Linked DNA regions of Homo sapiens: region 2 is linked to region 1. The links are chromatin loops, found by intact Hi-C in ENCODE. Cell type or tissue: thyroid gland. All regions are shown on one strand. Each heading gives the region's core, and the rest is flanking DNA. Links, peaks and the distances in the headings are about the cores only.

Region 1 (4,393 bases), core at 121-4,120:
GGAAAAAAATAGGCAACACCTTCCAAAACAATAAGCAGTTGTAGCTGATTAACCCTAAGGAGAATCCTAATAATTCCCACCTCCTAGTGTCCACATCCTTGTGTGATCCCCTCACTTTGCATGTGGGCAGAACCTATGACCCACTTCTAAGGAATATGGCAAAGGTGGTGGGCTGTCACTTCCAGATTATATCATGTTATATAAGACTCTATGTTAGCAGATTGAATCAGTAGATTCTCCTTGCTGGCTTGATGAAATAACCCACATGTTGAGGAAGCCTACATGGCAAGGAACTCTGGGTGGCCTCTAGAATCTGCCAGAGGCCTCCTGCCAACAATAAAAAGCCAGGGCCCTCAGCCACACAGCCACAGGGAAATGAATTCTGCCAACAATCTGCATGAGCTTGGAAGCAGATTCTTCCCCATTGGAGCCTCCAGATGACAATGTAGCCCAGGCCATACCTTGATTGCAGCCCTGGAAGACCCTGGGCAGAGGACCTGGCTAAGTTATGCCTGGACTCCTGATCCACAGAAATTGTGAGATAAGGCCCCAGCGCAGTGGCTTACACCTGTAATCCCAGCACTTTGGGATGCCTGAGCCTGGGAGTTTGAGACCAGCCTGGGCAACAAAGTTGAACTCCCCACCCACCCCACCTCTTTTTTTTTTTTTTTTTTTTTTGAGACAGGGTCTTACTCTGTCACCCAGGCTTGAGTGCAGTGGCATGATTATAGCTCACTGCAACCTCCGCCTCCCAGGTTCAAGCAATTCTTTAACCTCAGCCTCCCATGTAGCTGTGTCTACAGGCTCGAGCCACAAACACTTAGCTAATTTTTGTGTTTTCTGTAGAAACGAGGTTTTGCCATGTCGGCCAGGCTTGTCTTAACTCCTGAGCTCAAAGCAATCTGCCTGCCTCGGCCTCCCAAAGTGCTGGGTTTTGCCATGTTGGCCAGGCTTGTCTTGAACTCCTGAGCTGAAAGCGATCCACCTGCCTCAGCCTCCAAAAGTGCTGGGATTACAGGCGTGAACCACCATACCTGGCTGGGCATGGTGGCGTGTATATGTGGTCCCAGGGAGCTTGAGGATCGCTTGAACCCAGGAGGTTGAGCCCTGCACTCCAGTGTGGGCAACAGAGTAAACTCTGCCTCAAAAAAAAAAAGGAGACTGCGTCTGCTCCGCAGCACAGAGCCTCACCCTCGCCGCTTGGCTGCCTGTCCACACCCCCAGCCAGCTCACCATGGATGATGATATTGCTGCGCTCGTTGTTGACAACAGCTCTGGCATGTGCAAGGCCGGCTTCGCGGGTGACGATGTCCCCTGGGCCATCTTCCCTTCCATCGTGGGGTGCACCAGGCACCAGGTCATGATGGTGGGCATGGGTCAGAAGGACTCCTATGTGGGCAACGAGGCCCAGAGCAAGAGAGGCATCCTGACCCTGAAGTACCCCATCGAGCATGGCATCATCGCCAACGGGGACGACATGGAGAAGATACGGCACCACATCTTCTACACAAGCTGCATGTGGCTCCCGAGGAGCACCCTGTGCTGCTGACCGAGGCCCCCCTGAACCCCAAAGCCAACTGTGAGAAGATGACCCAGATCATGTTTGAGACCTTCAACACCCCAGCCATGTATGTGGCCATCCAGGCCATGCTGTCCCTGTACGCCTCCGTCCGTACCGCCCATGTACAAGGGGTATGCTCTCCCCCACGCCATCCTGCCTCTGGACCTGGCTGGCCGGGACCTGACTGACTACCTCATGGAGATCCTCACTGAGCACGGCTACAGCTTCACACCACGGCCGAGCGGGAAATCGTGCGTGACATCAAGAAGCTGTGCTACGTCGCCCTGGACTTCGAGCGGGAGATGGCCATGGTGGCCTCCAGCTCCTCCCTGGAGAAGAGCTACAAGCTGCTCGATGGCCAGGTCATCACCATCGGCAACGAGCGGTTCCACTGCCCCGAGGCGCTCTTCCAGCCTTCCTTCCTGGGCATGGAATCCTGTGGCATCCACAAAACTACCTTCAACTACATCATGAAGTGTGACGTGGACATCTGCAAAGACCTGTACACCAACACAGTGCTGTCTGGCGGCACCACCATGTACCCTGGCATCACCAACAGGATGCAGAAGAAGATCACCGCCCTAGCACCCAGCATGATGAAGATCAAGATCATTGCTCCTCCCGAGCGCAAGTACTCCGTGTGGATCAGCGGCTCCATCCTGGCCTCGCTGTCTACCTTCCAGCAGATGTGGATCAGCAAGCAGAAGTATGACCAGTCCGGCCCCTCCATCGTCCACGAATGCTTCTAGGTGGACTGTGACTTAGTTGCATTACACACTTTCTTGACAAAACCTAATGCATAGAAAACAAGATAAGATTGGCATGGCTTTATTTTTGTTGTTGTTTTGTTTTGTTTTGGGCTTTTTTTTGGCTTGACTCAGGATTTAAAAACTGGAACAGTGAAGGAGACAGCAGTTGGTTGCAGCGAGCATCCCCCAAAGTTCTACAATGTGGCCGAGGACTTTGACTGTACATTGCTCTTTTTTTAATAGTCATTCCAAATATCGTGAGATGCATTGTTACAGGAAGCCCCTTGCCCTCCTAAAAGCCACCCCACTTCTCTCTAAGGAGAATGGCCCGGTCCTTTCCCTAGTCCACACAGGGGAGATCATAGCATTGCTTTCATGTAAATTATGTAATGCAAAATTTTTTAAATCTTCGCCTTAATATTTTTTTATTTTGTTTTATTTTGAATGATCAGCCTTCACGCCCCGCCTTTTTTGTCCCCTAACTTGAGATGTATGAAGGCTTTTGGTCTCCCTGGGAGTGGGTGGAGGCAGCCAGGGCTTACCTGTACACTGACTTGAGACCAAGTTAAATAAAAGTGCACACCTTAAAAAAAAAAAAAAGGCAGAGGCTCTGCCCTCATGACCTAATCAACCTGACCACCTCCCAGAGCCCTACCTCCTAACATCATCACCTTGGTGACTAGATTTCAACATGATTTTTTGGAGGAACATATACATTCAAACCCTGGCAATCATACGCACAGGGCATATATGAAATATAATAAGTACAATTTAAAGATAAAGCCAACATTTGTGTAATCATTACCCAGGCCATGAAATAAAATATAGCCAGTCTTAGCAGATCAACTCCCGACTGTGTGGCCTTCCAATATACCCTTTGCTTCCCTGAAGATATAATCACTACACCGACTCCCGTCACCATTATTCCCTTTCCTTTTGGCAATCCAGCCACATTGATGTGTAAAGCTGTGATTTGTTCATTTCATTGCTGTGTGATTTCCACTGTATTAATGAAACACAATTTAGTTTGCCACTTTACTATGAACAAACATTTGAGGCTCCCCCCCGCTTTCTTATTTTTAGAGACAGGGTCTCACTGTGTTTGTTGCTCAGGCTGGAATGCAGTGGTGAGATCATAGCTCACTGCAGCCTCGAACTCCTGGGCTCAAGTGGTCCTCCCACCTCAGCTTCCTGAGTAGCTGGGACCACAGGTGCATGCCACCAAGCCTAGCTAGGTTTTCCATTTTTGTTCTATTAGAAACACTTCTGCTCTAAACGATAATTTATAAGACTCCTGGAACACATAGGGAAGGCTTCGTCAAGGAGTACGTATACTAGGGATGGAATTGCTGAGATAAAGGGTGTGTATATCTTCAGTTTTTCTAAATAATGCTAAACCACTTGTCTGTACAGTTCACCAATTTATACTCCTGCCCCAGTGTGTGAGAGTTCCCTCTACTCTCAGTGTGTGAGAGTTCCCACTGCTCCACTTCACTGGCAATATTTGGTTTTCACAGACTTCTTAATTTTAAACACTCAGATGAGCATGCAATGGTGCTTTATTGTGATTTTAGTTTAGTTTAGTTTAGTTTTGTTTTGGGGACAGTGTCTCACTCTGTTGCCAAGACTGGAGTGCAATGGCGCGATATCGGCTCACTGCAACATCTGCCTCCCGGGTTCAAGTGATTCTGGTGCCTCAGCCTCCCAAGTAGCTGGGATTACAGGCGTACGCCACAACACCGGCTAATTTTTGTATTTTTACTAGAGACAGGGTTTCACCATTTTGGCCAGGCTGGTCTTGAACTCCCAACCTCAGATGATCCGCCCACCTCAGCCTCCCAAAGTGCTGGGATTACAGGCGTGAGCCACCATGCCTGGCTGATTCTAATTTTCAGTTGGTAGTTCCTTTATTGCCCATTTGGATTTCTTCTTTTGTAACATTCCAGTTCAAGTTTTTTTTTCAATTTCTTGTTTGTCTTTGTCTCATTGATATGATTTGTAATTTCCACTTTATTATTTGCCCTTTAAGTTTGCAAATGGACCTTAAGTATATGATAAGATGTTCAACTTCAACTATAAAAAG
Region 2 (4,393 bases), core at 122-4,121, 47 kb after region 1:
AATTTTTGTATTTTTAGTAGAGACAGGGTTTTACCATGTTGGCCAGGCTTGTCTTGAACTCCTGATCTCAAGTGATCTGCCCACCTGGGCCTCCCAAAATCCTAGAATTACAGGCGCGAGCCACCACACCAGGCCCCTTTCATTTTTGTTCTGTGATTGCGCTGGACATCCAAACTTCATTTCAAAAGGGTCTGAATTCTCAGGGGTCCTGCTTTGTTAGGGTTGCTTTAATTTCCCATTAACTTTTTTATTCCCCATTAATTTTTACTAGCGGGCATGGAATTACTAAGAGGTGCCACACAGAATCTTCTGTGTTTCAGACATAGTTTTGCTGCCCGCATTGTAAAGCAACAACTCAATTTGGTAATCAGAATGAGTCATCCTGGCCAGTAGAGTAACCTCTTTCTTACCAGCTGAGAAGAGCAAAATGTCCAGATTCCAATTCAATGAAACCATACTTGTGTCCCCTCTTGTTAGCAAATACTCCTCTCTTGAGAACTAAGACCTTTCATCAGAGCTCAAAGCTATGGGAGCAGGAGTTAAAAATAGGTGTAATAGCGAGAGGAGCTACTCCTACTTCCAGACCTTCAAATAGCATTATATATTGACCACTGGTTCACAGCATATACTGCATTGTGTAAGACAGATCCCATTCTTTTCAGGCAGTTTTTCTCAACTGGGACCAGAACAGAATCTTCAATAGGCCATGCTAGCATTCCTTCAGGCCAGCTGCTTTTGGGCGATGGACTACATGGTAATATTAGTGAATTGCTGCTATGCTTTTGCTAGGAATTTTTGTTGTTGTTGTTGTTTGATTTTTTTTGTTTTGTTTTTTGTTTTTGAGACAGTTTCCCTCTTGTGGTCCAGGCTGTAGTGCAATTGCACAATCTCAGCTCACTGCAACCTCTGCCTCCCAGATTCAAGTGATTCTCCTGCCTCAGCCTCCCGAGTATCTGGAATAGCAAGTGCCTGCCGCCATACCCGGCTAATTTTTGTATTTTTAGTAGAGAAGGGGCTTTGCCATGTTGGCCAGGCTAGTCACAAAGTCCTGACCTCAGGGGATCTACCTGCCTCGGCCTCCCAAAGTGATGGGATTACAGGCGTGAGCCATCGTGCCCAACCTGTTGTTTTTGAGAGATGGGGTCGCACTCTGTCGCCCAGGCTAGAGTGCAGTCATGCTATCAGGGCTCACTGCAGCCTTGACCTCCTAGGCTCAAGTGATCCCCCTGCCTCAGCCTCCCTAGTAGCCAGGCCACCACGCCTAGCTAATTTTAATTTTTTTTTGTAGAGATGGCATCTCTCTATGTTGTTCAGGCTGTTCTTGAACGCCTGGGCTCAAGTGATCCTCCTGCCTTGGCCTCCCATATTGCCGGGATTACAGGAATAAGCTACCGTCCCCAATCTAGGAAATTTTTTGTTTTGTTTTTGAGATGGAGTCTTGCTCTGTCGCCCAGGCTGGAGTGCAGTGATGCGATCTTCACTCACTGTAACCGCCGCCTCCTGGATTCAAGTGATCCTCCTGCCTCAGCCTCTTGAGTAACTGGGATTACTGGCACGCCCGCCACCATGCCTGACTAATTTTGTATTTTTAGTAGAGACAAAGTTTCACCACGTTGGCCAGGCTGATCTCAAACTCCTGACCTCAAGTGATCCACCTGCCTCGGCCTCCCAAGATGCTGGGATTACAGGCGTAAACCACTGCGCCCGGCCAGAAATTATTTTTTTGATCAGAAGCACTGTTGTATGGATTACCTTGAAAGTGTGTAAGGCATTCTGAAAGTCTATGGACAGTGGCACTGGCAGAAGCAATAGACAGGGAAGGCCGATCCTATCCACAACACATTTATTCTAGTGAAAGCAAACTGCTGTCTCCTCCATGATGGAAGGTTTATGATTCCAGTGTAATCAATGTCCAGCAGGTGGCTGGCTGGTCCCTCTGGGGTATGGCGGCATGTTGAGGGGAGAGGAGGATTCAGTCTTGGTCTCTGCTGTTGGAGGGTTAAACACTCAGGAATAGTAGTAACCAGCCGGACGTGGTGGCTCACACCTGTAATCCCAGCACTTTGGGAGGGTGAGGAGAGCAGATCACCTGAGGTCAGGAGTTCGAGACCAGCCTGGCCAACATGGTGAAACCACATCTCTACTAAAAATACAAAAAATTAGCCAGGTGTGGTGGTGTATGCCTGTAACCCCAGCTACTCGGGAGGCTGAGGCAGAATTGCTTGAACCTGGGAGGCGAAGGTTATAGTGAGCCGAGATCGTGCCATTGCACTCCAGCTTGGGCAACAAGAGCGAATCTCTGTCTTAAAAAAAAAAAAATAGTAGTAACCAGGTCAGTCTTGATAAGGGGATGGTCTTGTTTGGTCCCTGTCTAGCCCACACCTCTGTCCCATAGATCCACCAAACAAGCACCAGGTTGGCTGGGGAAAGAGGTTGAGTGACATCCACGGAATACGTCGCTTTGTCCACTTGATTACTGAGAGCCTCTTCTGCAGTAAATGTCCCTTGGAGACTATTCACATGGAACACTGTTCACTGTGTCTGTTCTGAGAGGTCCATCCACATGTACCTTTTCCCCAGATTTCCTGTTGCCTATCTTCCAGTCCTGTTCTTTCAGGTGTGTTAGCCACTGACCATTAGTCCAATTTCAGGCCATCTCCAAGTCCTAACCATATGGACAATTAAATATTCTGCTCCAAGTTCTGCCCCTTGGGAGGATTTCTCTCCATCATTGTCTTTCCAGAGTACTTTGATTGGGGTCGTAATGCTGATGGGGTGACCGTGAAAGGCTGATGAGAGACTGACAATGGACGGATGAGGCAGACAACTCCTGAATCCGCTGGCCAGTCACAGAGACAACCAGACTTACTGCCAATGGCATCCTCATGACAGTGCAAACCCAGAATGTGAGAAATTCTCAAGGACAAATGATCTGTTTTCTGTTTTTCTATTTTTTGAGGCGGAGTCTCGCTCTGTCACCCAGGCTGGGGTGCAGTGGTGCGATCACTGCTCACTGCAATCTCCACCTCCCGGGTTCAAGCGATTCTTCTGCCTCAGCCTTTCAAGTAGCTGGGTTTTCAGGCGCCTGGCACCATGTCCAGTTAATTTTTGTATTTTTAGTAGAGACGGGGTTTCACCATGTTGGCCAGTCTGGTCTCGAACTCCTGACCTCAAGCGATCTGCCCGCCTTGGCCTCCCAAAGTATTGGGATTACAGGCGTGAGCCACTGCGTCTGGCCAGCCACCGTGCCCAGCCATGATCTGGTTTCTTTCTTTTTTTTTTTTTTTTTTTGAGACGGAGTCTCGCTCTGTTGCCTAGGCTGGAGTGCAGCGGCATGATCTCAGCTCACTGCAACCTCTGCCTCCTGGTTCAAGTGATTTTCCTGCCTCAGCCTCCCAAGCAGCTGGGACTGCAGGCACGTGCCACCATGCCCAGGTAATTTTTGTCTTTTTAGTAGAGACAGGGTTTCACCACATTGGCCAGGCTGGTCTTGATCCCCTGACATCATGATCCACCCGCCTTGGCCTCCCAAAGTGCTAGGACTACATTTTGTTTAAAGGAGGAAGAGGAAATGCTATGGGTTAAAAGGGGCTTAAGAGACATATCAGCCAAATACAATACATGGACCTATTTGGATGGTGATTATAACAACCCAATTATAAAAAAAAATCATTTATGAGACAATCAGGAAAATGTGAACACTGGTGACTGGATATTAGATGATATTAAGGAATTACTGTTAATTATTTTTAGGTGTGATAATTGTATTATAGATATGTTAAAGAAAAGTCCTTGACTATTATTAAAGATTGAATCCTAATCTCCTAGAGATACATTCTGAAGTCTAGTAATATTTTTGATAGAAATAGAATGAATTCTGAGTTTTGCTTTAAAATAGCAAGGCAGACAAAGACAAAACAAGATTGGCTATATGTTGATAATCACTGAAGCTGGATGATAGGTATGGGTACATAATATTATTTGCTCCTTTTTGTGTGAGTTTTAATTTTTCTGTACTGGCCGGGTGCAGTGGCTCACGCTTGTAATCCCAGCACTTTGGGAGGTCAAGGCGGGTGGATCACTTGAGGTCAGGAGTTCAAGACCAGCCTGGCCAACATGGTGAAATCCTGTCTTTACTAAAAAATACAAAAATTAGCCCAGCGTGATGGCAGGCACCTGTAGTCCCAGCTACTCGGGAGGCTGAGGCAGGAGAACTGCTTAAATCCGGGAGGTGAAGGTTGCAGTGAGCTGAGATCGTGCCACTGCATTCCAGCCAGGGCGACAGAGCAAGACTCCATCTCAAAAAAAGAAATAAAAATAATTAAATAAATTTTCTGTACCAAAAGGTGGTTTTCTTTTGGGTTTTGTTTTCTAAATGTATCTTGACCTCATG

What was found. Peaks named below come from ENCODE experiments on the same cell type or tissue, not always from the same donor. Only the 100,000 strongest peaks of a DNase experiment are listed, where the experiment ranks them.
Region 2: it touches region 1 in a loop (7-fold over the local background); 10 of 110 quality-filtered maps call a loop at or near these places.

What each region holds. Positions count from the first base shown.
Region 1 is chr22:41,072,081-41,076,473 of GRCh38, reverse strand. It overlaps SNORD140 (small nucleolar RNA, C/D box 140), which reads left to right and starts at 2,753; the gene lies at 2,753-2,872. It also overlaps the pseudogene ACTBP15. RefSeq lists an enhancer at 1,502-2,003. In thyroid gland, for the core only: no CTCF peak of the experiment used is centred there; DNase peaks (open chromatin) are centred at 1,731 and 3,991; H3K27ac peaks cover 1,002 bases.
Region 2 is chr22:41,025,058-41,029,450 of GRCh38, reverse strand. No RefSeq gene overlaps it. Among named protein-coding and RNA genes, the nearest start is that of SNORD140, 46 kb to the left of the region's middle. In thyroid gland, for the core only: no CTCF peak of the experiment used is centred there; DNase peaks (open chromatin) are centred at 1,530 and 2,460.